Regions from separate parts of the Homo sapiens genome. Here region 2 is linked to region 1. The links are chromatin loops, found by intact Hi-C in ENCODE. Cell type or tissue: mammary epithelial cell. All regions are shown on one strand. Each heading gives the region's core, and the rest is flanking DNA. Links, peaks and the distances in the headings are about the cores only. Region 1 overlaps DRD2 (dopamine receptor D2). Region 2 has its middle 53 kb from the start of DRD2.

Region 1 (2,917 bases), core at 171-2,670:
GTGCATCTGGGCTGGGCTGGGATGCTGGAATCACAGTTGCTGCCTGGTTCCTTCCAAGGAGCGGCTGCCCCAGGTTGAAGTCAGACCCCCTTACCCATTGCTCTGGGCTTGGGTGCTCTACTGGCCTATGGACAAGAGATCTCATCAGGACAGGAAAAGAACGTCATTAGACTCCTGCATCTTCCTGCCTCGGAGCTCATTATCTCTGGTGACTCACTCACTCCCTGTTTCGTGGTTCCATCTCGCAGAGTGATGATGACTTCCTAGCCTGAAGGTCCTCTGACTACATTCTCTGCTGCCAGACACCATCTAGAGCCCCCTCAGTATCCCTTTGTGGGATCTTACCTTCATCATGGCCTCAGACACCTGCTTTAACCACAATAGACAGTTGTCCCCAGACTGACAAGCAGGGAGGGCCTGGGCACCCTGAGCTCCCTCCTTCAGCTACTGGCCCCTCAACATGGACAAGGCTGGAGATCGCATCATGGCAGATTAGAATCTTAGGACTGGTGGGAGGAAGCCTTGTGTGTCCTCTGATGTGGCCACACATGTTTGTTACAAAAGGACATCCAGGGCCAGAAGAGGGAAGCCACTTGCTTGAGGTCACATGGTTGGAAATGTGGGGCAGAGCAGGGGCCAGAAGCCAGATGCTGACTGCCTGTCAGAATTCAGTCCCTACACACCCCGCCCCATGTCTGTCTGTCTTGCTTCATGGACCACTCACACCCCAGAGTTCCGCCTGCCTTCTCTGTTGCCCACCAAACCCGTGTGTGTTTGTTCGTTCATATGCAAGGTGAGTAGTGAATTTGCTGGCTGGCTCGCATCCTCTGCAGGTGCTGGAACAAGCAGCACTTTCTTTTCTTTCTTTCTCTCCTTTTTTTTTTTTTTTCAGAGGGTGGTATGGAAGCCTTGAATCCTGTCAAAGTTTCCTTGTTTTGATTCTCATGGGCACTTCCATCTGCCCATACCAAGCATTCTGTGTAACAGGGGTGTGCCAGAAACTGCAAATTCAATTAAAAGCCCGAGAGAGCTCCCCCAGGAAAGGCACAGGAGCGGGGAGAGGATTTTATGATTTAAAGAACAACATCACGGAGCCTGAGCAATTCCAGGGCAGCAGCAGCAGGGACAGACATGGGCACAACAGAACAGAGTGTGGCCGTGCAGCCCAGCGGGCCTCCCGACTTTACCCCAGGCCCCGGGGAGGGTGGGGCTGCTGTCTTTGGAGGCTGGAGCAGAAGTGGGCAGGTTTGGACTTGCAAGGGCTATGACATGCTAGAGGATCCCAAGTTCCCTGAGGGCATCTACACAGATCTGAGTTTGTTCAGCATTTGTGCAGCCCTCTTCTTGTCTGGTGTGAGTGCTGCTTAGGAGTCAAGACTGCAGATGAAGCCCACAGCAGCAAGTTAGGAATTCTGTCCTATCAGCCATCAGCTCCTGTGGCAATGGTGTGATGGTTCCTTGAAGACCCCTCCCACTTTGGAAACACAGGGAATATGCCTTACTGTCAGTGTTGGCCTCATCCTCACTCGCCACCAACACTGAGTTCCTAAATGGTGCTCTTACAGCCACGTGCCTCCACAGGACTTCTCTCTGTTTCTCATTTTCACAACTACTTGCATCAATGTGTACTGTACAGTGGGGACATGGGATTGAATTTACAGGATTATTATGAGGCTTAGCAGCAACATGGGTAAACTATTTCCAAATATCCCATCTTGCATTTGCAGTATGTTAATGTTAGTAGGGGGTGCCTCATTGCCACTGTGGAAACAGAGGTTTTGCAACTAGACAAACCCAGTCTTCCATCCTCCACTGCCACTTCCTAGTTGACATAGGTTATTAAAGGAACTCCCTTGGCCCCATTGGCATTATCTGTGAAAAAGGATTAGTAATGTTTCCCTTTTAAGGTTGCTTTTAGAATTAGGACAAAGGTGTGTACAGTGTGCAAGACAGTGTCCAGTATACGGTGAACAGTCAATAAACAGGAGCTACCGTTACTATGACTGCTGTGTTTTCTCCAGTTCTGACAGCAACTCTGTGTCTGACTCAGCGCCGGGGGTAGAAACTGGTCTTTTCAGCAGACGTGACTCTAAGGAGTTTGGATGAAGAGAGTGCCTGGGGAACTAGGGTGGGATCCATGGAGGTGGGGTGACTGTATCAGATCTGTCATCAGGGCTTCTGGAAAGGGGCGAGTGGGAAGGGGGAGCTGAAGACCCTCCATGTACTTCCCATGCATGAAGTGGGGTCCATGTGTCCCAGGAGGAGTGAAACATGCCGCTGAGGTCTGGCAGGAAGCAAGGGGACAATTGCAGGTCAGACACAGAGAAAAACTTACTGGGCCAGGACAACAGGCAACTCACTGGAACTCACGGACCCAGGCCCCTGGAAATGCTCCAGAACAGGCTGGAAAATGCCTCCAAGGCCAGGCCACCCCCAGCATCTCTGTAGCCAGCAGTGGCTCTGGAGACAGGCTGAGCTTGTTAGAGTCCTGCCTCTATCACCTAGCAGCTAGAACTGTGGATAAATTTTTGAAGTTCTCTGGGCTTCCGTCTCCTGGGAAATGGAGACGTGATGAGGATTCATGGAGAGCACATGTATAAGGAGGGTTGCTATGCCTGGAACACAGTAGGTGCTTAAAATGATGGCTACGAAAAATGGATCAATTGACAGATATTAATTCCCCTCTCCTCCTTTTCTGCTTCTCTGCCTCCTGCCCCTTGCATGCGCAGTCAGCACCATGTGGGACAGATACTTGATATTTGCTCCATCCAAGGGTGAAGGAGAAGAGGACCCTCCCCTTTGCCTGGAAAAAGTTTCTGCATCCTTGCCTGCAGGTGGGAGGAGGATACGATGCCTCAGGAAGGCCTGGACAGCCCCTTCACACAGATACCTGGGTATCGGAGGTGCCTGTGTGAAT
Region 2 (2,917 bases), core at 233-2,732, 82 kb before region 1:
TTTTCTTGGGTGTTTCCATTTTATGGTTGTGCATTTATTTGGGGGCTTAATTTTCTAACTTGGGTCTGGCTTTTGCTGGCAGCCCTGGTCCCAGCAAATGGCCTTGGTACACTGGGCAGCTGCAGGGACCAGCTAGGCTTGCCAGGGAAGCTGTATTCCTGTGCCAGGAATCAGGCACATGGGAGTTTCCATATTGGCCTGTTTCTGTTGTCTATTGCGGCATAACAAATCATCCTCAAAATGATCATAACAAATAGTGCCTAAATTGAACAATGGCAATTCAGTGGGTTGGTTGGGCTCAGCTAGGTGGTTTTTCTGCATTCTACAAGATACAGGTGAGGTCAATCATGAGAATGCATTCACCTGGGAGGTCTATAGAGGCTGGAATGTCCAGGATGATCTCTCTTCCTTCAGGCTTCTCTCCATGTGGCCTCTCACAGAGTGCTAGTTTCCCCAAGGCTTCTTTACACCTTGACAGCTGGCTTCCAGGAGGGAGAGTTTCAAGAGGATAAGCCCCAGTGTTCAAGCACTTACCCACCCAGCCTTTGTTTGTGGCATGCTTGCCAGTGTCTCACTGGCCAGAGAAAGTCATGTGGCTGAGCTCAGAGTCACTGTGGGAGGGGACTACTCAGGGTATAATTACCAGTAAATGTGCACACTGGGCACCACCAATGTAGCAGTGTTCCATGTGGCCCTTGGAAGTGAAGCTGCCGTTAGCTGCTTAGGAAAGTAGTACAGGGCTTGATGGAGCAGGTCTGGAAGGTGAAAGAGCAGTACTGGGAGGGGCACATGTCTTTAACATATTTTATTCAATCAGTTGTTCAACAAGTACTAAGTAGTTCAAACTAGTAGTAGGCACTATACCAGACCCTGGGTGTACCAAGATGACGAAGACATCACCCTTGCTCTCCAGGAGCTCACAGATTATTAGCCACAGAGAGACGAATCAGCAATACCATAGCATATGTGGTCTGTTTTAGAACTGAGTTTCACTTTGGCTACTATAGAGTAAAAAAGGAGAGGAATTTAAATCAGACTGAGGGTCAGGGAAGGCTTCCCTAGGGAAGGATACTTGAGCTGAGTCCTGAAGCAACATAGGAAACTGTCCAGGTGGACTTGCACCAGGCATTCCAAGCCCAGGAGAGAGTGTGGGTGAAGTTCCAGGGAACAGAAATGCCTTGAAGCAACCACAGAATTGCATGTCACTCTTCATTCCACACATTCAGAAGGCAGGAACTGTGTGGGAGATAAGCCAGGAAAGCCTAGGGCATGAGGGTTCTTGTCCTCTATCATGCCCTATTCTCTTTGATACCAAGGGAGAGCATTAGAAAGACATCTTCTTTCTGCATAATGGCATTTAAATGGTTTCCTACGTGTATAAAATATAATACAAATGGGAAAACATTATTCTGGCCACCACCCACTGAGTGAATAGGCTGTGCCAAATTTGAGTTATGATTTGATGGCAGCCTGAACTGAGTTAGAGGCAATTGGAAGGGAGAGAGAGACATGTGAGAGGCACTTAGGAGGTTATGAATGTGAGATTTGCCACCAGGTGACTCTGAGGGCTGAGGAGGAGTATCTAAGGACAGCGCCATCCTCTTCTGCCCTCCCATCCATGCACCTGCGTCCAGGGGGCACAGGAAGTCCAGAGCCAACCAAGGGAAGCATTTGGCACGCTTGGGGCCTTATGGGACGCACCTTTGAAAGGAGTGACCTCTAAAAGGGGACAAGACTGATCTGTATTAATATGCTGTCCACCCTGTTGACACCCTGCAAATAGATGTGGTCCACAGCAGTACATGTGAGTGGGAACTGCTGGGGCTCTTGCATAGCACCACAGGGATTCAATCCTGGCTCAGGTGCCTTCTAGCTCTGTGATCTTAGATGAGTTACCTCAACTCTATGTGCCTCAATTTCCTCATCTGTGGAATGAAGGATACTTCATTGGCTTTTTTGGCCAGGTTTACATGGGATGATGGAGAAGGGTGCTGGAACATAGAAAGCACCCAATAAATGGAAACTATAATACTTATTAAAATAGGTTTTTTTCTACTTATGGAATAAGTAAGGCTTTCAAATTGTTCCAAGTTTAGAAAGTACAAAATTATGTGTACAGGGAAACGTCTCCTTCTATCACTGTCCTCTAGAAAGCTAGGTTTTCTCCCTGGCAGTGATAAATAGTACTAGCTTCTTAGGCCTTCTTCTCAAGATAGTTTGCATATGCTTAAGAAAAGGCATATATAATCCCACTTTTTATTACAGAAGTGGTGATGCCCTTCATAACACTGCATGGCACTTTTTGGCTATAATTTTAATGAGATAGTTTCTTTAAGTGGTTTCTTATTGTCCAGCTTTTTGTTATTATAAACAATGGTGCAATTAAAAACAAAGGACATCATTTCACTCATGCTGGAGTATACATAAGGACGAATTCCTGGAAGTAGAATTTCTGGATCAAAAGAGTACATGCATTTTAAATGTTGTTCTTTACTGTTAAGTTCCATAGAGGCTATACCAATTTACATTCGCACCAACGATGGTGATCATGTAGGGAAACACATTATCGTACATTGTTGGAGAACTTGGTATAACCTTTATGGAGAGTAATTTAGCAATATCTAAAAACGTGTCATCAAACATTTTCATATTTGCAAATCTAATCGGTGACAAATTGTATTTCAGTATAGTTTTATTTTGCAATTCTCCTATTGTAAGTAGAATTCAGCAATTTTCCCTAAGCTTAAAACACGTTCACCTTCTTTCTCAGTAAATGGTTCCATATCACTTTGTTCATTTTTTTCTATTGTGCTGTTACGTTTTACTTTTCTTATTGATTTATGAAATCTTTATATATTAAAGAAATTGTGTTATGATTTGCAAATATTTTCTCAGTTTTTAATTTGTCTTTTTATCT

What was found. Hi-C counts contacts between places; a loop is a spot of excess contacts. Peaks named below come from ENCODE experiments on the same cell type or tissue, not always from the same donor. Only the 100,000 strongest peaks of a DNase experiment are listed, where the experiment ranks them.
Region 2: it touches region 1 in a loop (5-fold over the local background); 4 of 110 quality-filtered maps call a loop at or near these places.

The regions. Positions count from the first base shown.
Region 1 is chr11:113,445,447-113,448,363 of GRCh38, reverse strand. The region is part of intron 1 of DRD2 (dopamine receptor D2); the gene reads left to right. Among named protein-coding and RNA genes, the nearest start is that of MIR4301, 3.2 kb to the left of the region's middle. In mammary epithelial cell, for the core only: no CTCF peak of the experiment used is centred there; DNase peaks (open chromatin) are centred at 213, 1,253 and 2,003; H3K27ac peaks cover 2,495 bases.
Region 2 is chr11:113,527,433-113,530,349 of GRCh38, reverse strand. No RefSeq gene overlaps it. Among named protein-coding and RNA genes, the nearest start is that of DRD2, 53 kb to the right of the region's middle. In mammary epithelial cell, for the core only: no CTCF peak of the experiment used is centred there; a DNase peak (open chromatin) is centred at 1,169; H3K27ac peaks cover 1,806 bases.